2 separate regions of the Homo sapiens genome follow, and region 1 is linked to region 2. The links are chromatin loops, found by intact Hi-C in ENCODE. Cell type or tissue: A673. All regions are shown on one strand. Each heading gives the region's core, and the rest is flanking DNA. Links, peaks and the distances in the headings are about the cores only.

Region 1 (5,324 bases), core at 59-5,058, 240 kb after region 2:
TTTAGGATACCCTCTCTAGTATAACTTTTATTAAATATCCTCTTTTTTGAGGATGTGTGTGTTTCAACTTCTCTGTGTAAGTTTCTTAAAGTCAGATAATATTTATCTTTTATCCCTAGCCTCTAGAAAATCATGTCGAACGTGGTGAATACTTACAGATATCAGTTGGCCAGGTAAACATGTCAATTAATTTGGAGAGTCTCTGTTTAAATACCATTCAAGTATTACCTCTTCTGAAAGTCCTTTACTATCTACTTTTATCTTTCTCTTTTTTTCTCCATGGTGTGTATTGTTTTCTGCATTTCTATTCATTGTGCACTTATCTGTTGCCTGTTTCCCTGACCAGAACATGTACTGCATGAGGGCAGGCACTTCGTATTCCTCTCATCTATATCCCCAGGGACTCACACAGAATAGATGCTCAAATATATTTGGTAAATGAATGAAATACAGATTTAGTGTTTTCTCAGTGTTAACTTTTCATATTTGTCAGTACTTGAAAATATGACAGCATTATTCTAGGAAATTGATATTATCTCATTATGATATATTAGGGCTCTCTAGAGAAAAAAAATATATAGTTTTTGTTATTTTTTCTTCAACTTTTAAGTTCAGAGGTACAGGTATAGGACATGCAGGTTTGTTACATATGTAAACAAGTGCCATGGTGGTTTGCTGCACAGACCAACCCATCACCTAGGTATTAAGCCCAGCAACCATTAGCTATTCTTCTTGATGCTCTCCCTCTCTCCACCCGACCCCCGCCTACAGGACCCAGTGTGTGTTGTTCCCTGCCATGTGTCCATGTGGTCTCATTATTCAGCTCCCACTTGTAAGTGAGAACATACCGTGTTTGGTTTTCTGTTCCTGCATTACTTTGCTGACCATAATCGCTTCCAGCTTCATCCATATCCCTACAAAGGACATAATAATCCATGGTGTATATGTGCTACCTTTTCTTTATCCAGTGTATCATTGATGGATATTTAAGTTGATTTCATGTCCGTGCTATTGTGAATTGTGCTGCAATGAAAATACACGTGCATGTATCTTTATAGCAGAATGATTCCTCTGGGTATGTACCCAGTAATGAATGACATTGCTGAGTCAATTTTTTCTGCCTCTAGGTCTTTGAGAAATCACCACACTGTCTTCCACAATGGTTGAACTAATTTACACTCCCACGAATGATGTAAAAGTGTTCTTTTTTCTCAGCAACTTCACCAGCATCTATAGTTTTTTGAATTTTTAATAATAGCTATTCTGACTGACATGAGATGGTATCTCATTGTGGTTTTGATTTGCATTTCTCTAATGATCAGTGATATTAAACTGTTTTTCATATGTTTATTGGCTGCATGTATGTCTTCTTTTGAGAAGTGTATGTTCATGTCCTCTGCTTGCTTTTTAATGGGGTTGTTTTTTTCTTGTAAATTTGTTTAAGTTCCTTATAGACTCTGGATATTAGACCTTTGTCAGATGGATAGATTGTGAAAATTTTCTTCCATTCTGTAGGTTGTCTGTTCACTCTGATGATAGTTTCTTTTGCTGTGGAAACAGTGTGTGTGTGTGTGTGTGTGTGTGTGTGTATATATATATATATATACACACACACACAGAGATGTATATATATATACATCTCTGTGTATATATATGTATGAATGTATATATATCACACATATACACACACAGTCTGTTGGTTCCCCCTTTCTCTCTCTTGAGGTAGATATACGGAAAGATTTAGATATATATCTCTATCTGTCCATCTAGAGACATTTATTTTAAGGAAATTATTTATGCATTTATGAGACCTGGAAAGTCTGAAATGTTCCGGACAGGCCCACACGCTGCTATTCTTGCAATTCCTTCTTCTTCCAAGGATCTCAGTCTTTTGTCTTAAAGCCTTCAACTGATTGGATGAGGCTCACCCACATTATGGGAGGTAATCTGCTTTACTCAAAATCAACTGATTTAAATACTAATCACATCTCATACCTTCAAAGAAACATCTAGCCTGGCATTTGGCCAAACAACTGAGCACTATAGCCTACCTAAGTTGACACATAAAATTAACCATCACATGGGAGAAGAAACCTAATATCTAAGTCTTCTTTCTATCCCCTGGATTGCCAACAGGGAGCCTAAAAACTGCTTGCACAGCTGCCGCCAGCAGAGGGCACCCTGAGGCACAGGTTTTGAGGGTCTTAAGTCTGTGCTCTACCTACTCTGCGTGGTCTGCAGCCCAACAGCACCTACACCACCTGGGACCTTGTTAGCGGTGCAGAATCTCAGGCCCCATCCCAGATCTAGTGAATTAGAAACTGCATGTTAACAAGGTCGCCACGGCATTACTATGCACGTTAAGCAACTGCAATGTTCTTCCCAGGAAATTCCAGACAAAGAAATCTATCTTAATATTCCACTCTCCATTTTGCATTATGGGCCACCACATAGGATAGAAAAGATACTTGTGCTGGTTGGCCTGTCTGCCTTTATTTAGGGAGAACACTTGGGCTCAATGAAAATCAGACGCATGAGAAGTAGGCATAGCCTTCACTTCAAGATAAGCCTTCAAGGAAGAAGCAGCCGGGTAGAAGGCCGACTGTGTTGCCTGTTGAAAGACAGGTTCTTGATATGAGTGCAACAGTTTCTAGCCACTGTGGCCTTGAAAAGTGTTTTTCCTTTGGATGTAGCTTCCTTATGTATATATTGGGACATTTGGATTAGCTCATAATCTTTAAACTGACTTCAAGCCCTGATATTCTGCTATTAGATGAAATAATATGCAGAAAAAAAAAACCTGTGAAAATGTGTGGTAAAAGGTAAGGTAATGATGAAGAGGACAACTGAATTTAGCTGCTGGGTGTTCTCATGGAAGAGGTAGCTTTTAACATATGGTATTATAGAATCACTGGTGTGCTTTGTTGCACAAGAAGAATTTCAAAGTCCCACAAAATGTCTACACATAAGATTTAACAAATTCTGAAATTTTATCTTTGAATTAAGAAAAAGTCAGTTTTTTAAACATATGCATACACTGATGAAGAGGCTTTTTTGAGAGACAATTTTTGCCTGGGTATAGATGGAGAGAGTATGCACACAGTTTGAATGAGATGGAAGAAGAATGAGAGTTTTTGGAGGAAATAAAATGGCTGAAAAATTAGATTTATATATATATATATACACATATATGTGTATATATATGTATATGTGTATATACGTGTATATACGTATATACGTGTATATATACGTGTATGTGTATATATGTATATGTGTATATATACGTATATGTATATATACATGTATATGTATATGTCTGTATATATGTATGTATGTCTACATACATATGTGTGTATATATGTATATACATATGTGTGTATATATACATATATACATATATACATGTGTGTATATATACATATATACATGTGTGTATATATACATATATACGTGTGTGTATATATACATATATACGTGTGTGTATATATACATATATACGTGTGTGTATATATACATATATACGTGTGTGTATATACATGTGTGTATATATACATGTGTGTATATATACATGTGTGTATATATACGTATATACATGTGTGTATATATACGTATATACGTGTGTATATATACGTATATACGTGTGTATATATACGTATATACATGTGTGTATATATACCTATATACATGTGTGTATATATACGTATATACGTACATGTGTGTATATATACGTATATACGTACATGTGTGTATATATACGTATATACGTACATGTGTGTATATATACGTATATACGTACATGTGTGTATATATACGTATATACGTACATGTGTGTATATATACGTATATACGTACATGTGTGTATATATACGTATATACGTACATGTGTGTATATACGTATATACGTATATGTATATACACTACATACATATATACATATATGTATATATGTATACATGTATGTATATATGTATATATACATATATGTATACACATGTATACACACAATGTGCACACATGCATACACATATATGTGTACATACACATGTATACACACGTATACACACATGTATACACACATATGTATACACACATATACGTATATGTATATATGTATACACACATGTATACAGATATGTATACATACATATATACGTATGTGTGTGTATATATATACATGTATATGTGTGTATGTATATGTGTGTATGTATATACATGTATATGTGTGTGTATATATATGAAAGAAGGTGCCAATCCAGGGTTTTGGGTTGAGTGCTTTGGGATACGCCACAATATAGGAATATGAGGTATGATGAGCAAGTGCTGGTCTCTAGAGTCTCAGAATTAACTGAAACCTAATTATTATATGATCTTAGGCCTGACTGTGATTGGAAACACTAGGATCTTCGATCGAGTTATTCTATGTAAATTTAACAAAATAAAGCTTCTAAGAAGGAACTGCACTAAAGATTTGATGGGTCATGAGATGAGGTGGTATAATTAATACATTCACCCAGGTGCATTGACTTCAGTGTGGGATTTCTTTCCTTCATCAACCACATTTATTCAATTAGCAAATCCCTTTTCTTCAAAATTGACCTTAATTCTCTCCTTAATTCTCTCTCTCTCTATGTTCCTCTATGTACAGGGCTACCTTAATGAGCAGCCAGGATGCCATCATCTCCGACCTGAATGACAATAACCTCCAAACCAGCCTTTGTATACTCCTTCCTGCTGCTCTGCAGTCCACTTCCACAGACCAGCCAACTGAATCTCCTTATAGGTAAAGCCCTGTCACACCTCTCCATTTTAAAATTTCCTATCAGACTTAGAATTCTAACTAAATTTGTTTCTGTGGCCAATCCTGTCTCTAATATCAGATTTCAATTTCCTGATCATTCAACATTTTATCAGACACATCGACCTCTGCCATTTGTCAAATACTAGATTCTTCTCTGCCCAAGAGTGTCTTCTTATGTAGGTATCTGCCCAAAACATCCTTTGCTGTTCTCCGTATGGTGGGCTACTTCTCACCTTCTAGGAAATATTGTGCTTTAAGCCATCAAATAATCTATTATTAGAAAGGATTTGAACTCACCATCCAACATGTCTTGAGTAAAAGGATAGACAACTATTTAATTCCAAATTTCCTTAGGCATATTCTGTTATTTATTTGGTTATCTTTGAAGTATAAGTCCAATATTTTCCTTTCTATGCACTCATTTCACTCATGAAAACTATAAATCAACAATGTTTTTGCGCTGTGTATTCATATGTACTGAGACTGCCATTTTCTCAAAGTACTCAGTGTATAAAAGCCAGGAATG
Region 2 (5,324 bases), core at 64-5,063:
GAACTAGAGGAGTTAAAGTATTATTTCAAATATGTTTCTTCAGCCTGTTACAAAATTGGGAACCAAGTGAACATGAAGTCTAGAACTAACAAGGTTTAATACAAATATCCTTATGGTCATGGAAGCCTTCATGTAGTTTATGTGACTTGCATAAAATCAAAGGCAGAGAGGCAAAAATTTAGTCTCATAGTGTATTGATTTTAATATATATTTAAGTTGGTGCATATTTCACCCAAATACGTGGATAAATTCAATATATTTAGAAGTCTATAGAAGTGTAGTTTTTTAAAAAGTGTATTTTCTACAACATTGTTGAGGAATTTGCATGCACTGGGAAAATTTTGGTTTTGAGAAATTAATTTTATGAACAGCTAAAGTGGTTGGTTGTGTTTGAGACTAAAAGCCTGTTGGAGAATTAGACTAACAAAGGGTGAAGGTGAAGATCATTAGAGGTTTTAGAACTGGCTGAGATGGGTTGCTGGGGTTGTGTAACTGTGCCTAGAGGGCGGGGTTCCTGTACATTCCTACTTCACCAGATAACCTGCCCCCAACACCACTTCAGCTTCTGCCAGACAGATGGAACTCTCCAGCATGAAAATCTGCGCAGCCATTCCAACAAGCAGGGTAGGTGAAACTTGAATTAAAATTCTCCCCTCTTTATTTTTCTACTTAAGTCCAGATCCTGGAGATATGGAAAGAATAGAGGTCATCTAGATTCTCTCTTTTGGGCACACACGTCTGCATTCTTCCTAAGAGCTACCTACCTGTAAGAGTTAAAAGGTGCTAGAGATCTTTCCCAGTTAGTACTTCATGCTAGATTTTCTTTTGCGTGCATTTTTTTTTTTTTTTTAAGATTTCTTTTCTCTATACCAATCATTCCCCTTTTCTATTCTCCCTTCAGGGCCCTTTCCCCTCAATCACTAGCAGTTAAAATAACCCACCTCAGATTTTGGCTCCCAAAGGCACCCATTCCCCACCCTAGCGGTCAGTTCTAGGGACCTTATCCTGAGGATGTAGGCCAAGGGGGCTCCAGGCTGGCAAATAGATGATGTATTGTTATGTTTTGTGCCTCTTGTCTCCCTCCCGATTTCTACTGTGTTTTGTTTTTGTTTTTCCCCACCACCTAAGGCTCTGCCTGAGGTTGTCCGAAGGATGCCGAGGAAAAGGATATCAGGACTGGAATGGCTCTTACAGCAAGATCCGTAAGTGAAAGTGCTTTTCAGAGGGGAAGGGGTAGGGTAGGGAATATGTGTAACTGACTGCTTTGGACTGAGTTTTAACGCCTGACTTTGGGGTCCTGGCCTTAAGTGTTCATCTTTTCTTAGAAAATGTTAGCAGGCTCGCTACCAACAGACGTAGCTGAAAGGATGCATAATTTTTTTCCACGTTGACAGAAATCACGGTGAATCCCCAGGTCAAAAGGATGTAGACACGGCAAAGGAACATGGAGAGAAAACGAGAAAAAATTATACGGAGAAGGGGTAGTGGGAGACTGAAATAGGTCCTAAAGTGTAAATTAATTCATTTCGTGGAAATATGATTTCTGAGTCTTATGGTTGCTACAGGAACTTCCGGGACGTTCTTAACGCTCAAAGACAGGTTTATTAGCTATCCTTATTTCAGTTAAAGCTCTTTGCTCCAGAGCCAAGAACCTGCTTCTCTCTAAAGTTCTTCTTTGGATCGCCCTTCTCTATTTGCACACTAACATAGCCAACCTTCCCCAGAGCTGGCCCTCCGCCCCCAGCTCCTTGGCCTGGGTCACACCAGGGTCCCGGTCGGATTTAGCCGGGCTGCTCCGGGTCGGGTGAGGCACTGGGTGCGTGTGGGAGTCTTCTCTTCTGTCTCTTCGAAAGACTAGGGAAATGAACACCGTTCTGGGCTTGACTTTGTCCCTGCTGGGAATATCCCAGTTCCTGGCTTTGGAAATCTCAGGCAAATAATTGATTCTTAATGCACACTTAGGAGACGTCGGTAGTACGCTCGAGAGCCTCTCTGTCCCAGAGTGGCTGAGAGCACGCGCCAGACACAGGTTGGCTCGGCCCGAAGCGAATTTGGGACTCTCGTCGCGGTGTCCTATTAATTAGCTTTTCCCGGCGCCTCAGGGACTCCGGGGTGAAGATGGAGAGGTGGCATAATGGCGGGACTTGAAGTCGTTGTGGCAGGGACCTGGCAGCGTTGTTTTCTCGGGTTTTGAACCGGTGTGGAGAAGTAACTTCAGCTGCTGAGTTGGGGCCGCCCTGGCTGCGCGGTGGCGGAGGAGGAGAGGAGAAGCGCTCTCGGGACATTGCGGCGGCGATCCCCGCAGAGGGTGAAGCCGGGCGCTGCGCAGGGAGCAGCAACATGAGGGCGCTCTTGCCCAGGACAAGCAGAGCTGTACGTTTGGGTAGCTCATATTGGCTGATGCCAAGAAAAGTGACTTCAGAACCTTGGCTGGCGCGCTTCCCTACCTTTTCCCTTTCTTCTTAATCTTCTGTGTGCCACCACCTCCCCCCAACCTTTTTTCCCCTCCCAAAGTTGTTTCCTTTTGTTTACCCGGTGCGGTTTCAGATCTCAGCACTTCTCAGCTAGTAGATAAAATTATTTGCTCTGTAATGGACATCTCTTCTCCTCTCCACTTGTTACCCCACTCGCCCTTCGCTTTCTACCCCATTTTGCTTCTCTCTGCCCAAGCCTGTGGTCCAAGGTGCAGGGATCTCACAGGAAAACAGGTAGCCTCGGGGTGGGAATTCCCAGAGCACTGAAGGCGCCGGTTGTTGGCCAGAGGGAGGCCGGGACTCCGGTGGGCAGAGTACCCCGCGAGTGCGGAGATTTTCAGGCTGTAATCTTCAGTCTGGGAAAGGCGATGGGAAGGAAGGGCGATGCAGAATAGAGGTGGTCCACTTCTGACTCCCCCCTCACCCGCCCTCCCCTGCAAGTAAGACTCAATTTCTATGATTCAACACCGCCTTCACCAGCTCCTCTATCAAACCTTGAGGTAGGCAGACATTCTGAAAGTGTTGTGATCAGAAAAGGCATTTAAAATGATAACAAATAACTCACAAATTATGTTTGTGAGGGTGGGAGGGAAAATAAAATGCCCCATGTTTTTTTCGTGGTCTGTTGCTTAGCACATGTAATCTTTTTCCCTATCTTCGGTCCTATCTTCCCTATCTTGCAGAAAAGCCGCTAGGAGGAAAGCATGTTGGACATTTACAGATTTGAGATTCGTGTTGGAAAGAGAGGGAGTGTTTAATTAACAAACATATTTGGGTGTTCATTTTCGGCTTAGGTTGAATTTGCCTACTCCGCTGGCACTCCCAGAAACTGGAGTCCTCGCTTTCAACTTTATTCCTCCTCATCTCTTCCTATTGTCTCATTCTTTGAATCAATGCGTTTAAGGTGAAAACGTATCTTCCTGCGTAGACGTTTTTGATTCCGTTGATTGAGCACGAAGACTAAAATCTGTAATGGGGTTATGGAGACTTGTCTCTCAGTTCTTTCATTTTCTCATTGCTCTGAAATTTAATGACCTGATCATTGTTGTTTGAAGTTAAATTATCTGTTAAATTAGCCCTAAATAATAACTGATGATATTTTCCTTTTGGATTCGGTTGCCCTTGAATTCTTGGCCCTGGATGTGAGAGAAGTCTGAGAGAGTGTTTTGTGATACAATATTATAAAGACAATCAAAATCAATATTTGTGTGCCAGTGATATCACATAGGAAAAAATCCCTTTCAAAGTAGCTGAATTTCATAAAGAAGACATTCTTTTAAAGGCTTGTGCTTGAGAAGCCTGGATTCAAGAATGAATGTAAATAAGCATCTTTGTTGATGAAGAAAAAATATGAGCACTGTATTTTCATTACTCTCCAGAATCTAAATATTCAAACTCATCACATACTGGTGCTTGCTAATCTAAATCAATTCGGCCTTCCAGGGATACATATTCTCAAAAAGAAAATTTAACTTTTAGCAAAATCTAAAACATTGTTTCAGATGTGAATTTCTAGAAATCCAAAGTATATTTATTTCTTTGAGTCAGATACTAGTTTGTTTTGCAATCATTATATGAAACAATATTGAAACAATGCAGTTTTTGTTCTCCTTGCTTGCTTCATGGTGCTTCCATATACAAGTATAAGTGTGAGAGCTTCCATAGTGTACTGAGGAAATGACAACTTATTTTTTTTTAACAAAAGGCCCAAAGAATCTTTAAACCAAAATGTACTACAGTAGTTGAAAAAGATCTTTAAAAATAATAAGCACTATTGTGTGTTTTTCCTATTAAAATGTGCTGAATGAATAATTAGAGGCTGGGATAAAGGTTGAAAAATTCAGAGCAAGAATTAGGTGGTAATTTTATTATTTGATACTTTTACAATTTATATAATTAATGATGTCATTTTAAAGTTTGGCAAAGCTTTTGCAGAAAAAACAGTACTCCTCCCATCCCATCAGAAATACACTAGAAGGAATAAAGTACATTCAGGTAGAACTGGCAGAAAGAATTTTTTTTCCAGTAGTAGTAGTATTAGTGGAGTTGAAAAATATACTTTTAATTATACATTGCAAGCTCTGATTGCAGGTTAGAAAACTAAAATCGATCATTCCTACATCAATAGTGTTGTCTATTACTACATTGATTTGTGTTTATTTATGCAGAGACTTTCAGTTATTTACTTACATATTTCAGCATCTGCCTCTTGATTATTATCGTAGGTTGCTTTTAATGAAAGAGCTTATATAGGAAGCGAAACACACTTGACAGATCCATTTTAAGTAAACCTGATAGTGAATTATGGCAACCCAAGGAGATTATGAAATTACTTATTCATACTTGCTTTTTAGCAATTAGGAATCTGTTTCTGATTAAAACCTCATGCTGCTTGAAAACTTCCATTCTTTTCTTCATACATTGTATTGATGTGCTTCAATAAAATAGAAAAAGATGATTTTGTGATGTCAGATATAATAGAATGAAACTGCTAAATGAGCTTGGTTGTCTTTTTCCATTGGCATGATGAAGTTACCCTCATAACAATAAGCTGGCCATTGGGTTTATTAATGCTGTTTATGAAAAATCAAGTAGCAATCATTTGAATATAGACATGTGTTTTAAAACATCTATTAACTCTAAATTATGCCAGGGGTGCTTAGGCTGAATGAGACAATCTGGAGTTCTTGAGTATATAGTTTATATATATACTCATATTTTGTATTATTTAGCATTATGTGTGATTATAACTTACAAAGATAGACATTTCTCTTGAACTAATATCTCACAGGAATGTTATATATCAGAATTCATTTGAACAAATAGGAAAACTAAAGACCCCGTAATGTG

What was found. A loop is a pair of places that touch in the nucleus more often than their neighbours do. Peaks named below come from ENCODE experiments on the same cell type or tissue, not always from the same donor. Only the 100,000 strongest peaks of a DNase experiment are listed, where the experiment ranks them.
Region 1: it touches region 2 in a loop (2.3-fold over the local background); 1 of 110 quality-filtered maps calls a loop at or near these places.

The regions. Positions count from the first base shown.
Region 1 is chr14:29,014,308-29,019,631 of GRCh38, forward strand. The region is part of intron 2 of LINC02326 (long intergenic non-protein coding RNA 2326); the gene reads right to left. LOC107984685 (a long non-coding RNA gene) reads left to right here. Exons shown (of 11, transcript XR_007064101.1): 4 at 4,646-4,780. Among named protein-coding and RNA genes, the nearest start is that of LINC02326, 48 kb to the right of the region's middle. In A673, for the core only: CTCF peaks have their summits at 2,173 (motif pointing right) and 2,374; a DNase peak (open chromatin) is centred at 2,174; H3K27me3 peaks cover 453 bases.
Region 2 is chr14:28,772,232-28,777,555 of GRCh38, forward strand. It overlaps LINC01551 (long intergenic non-protein coding RNA 1551), which reads left to right and starts at 473. Exons shown (of 3, transcript NR_026731.1): 1 at 473-624; 2 at 1,129-1,202. RefSeq lists an enhancer at 2,060-2,559. In A673, for the core only: a CTCF peak has its summit at 2,349; a DNase peak (open chromatin) is centred at 2,330; H3K27me3 peaks cover 5,000 bases.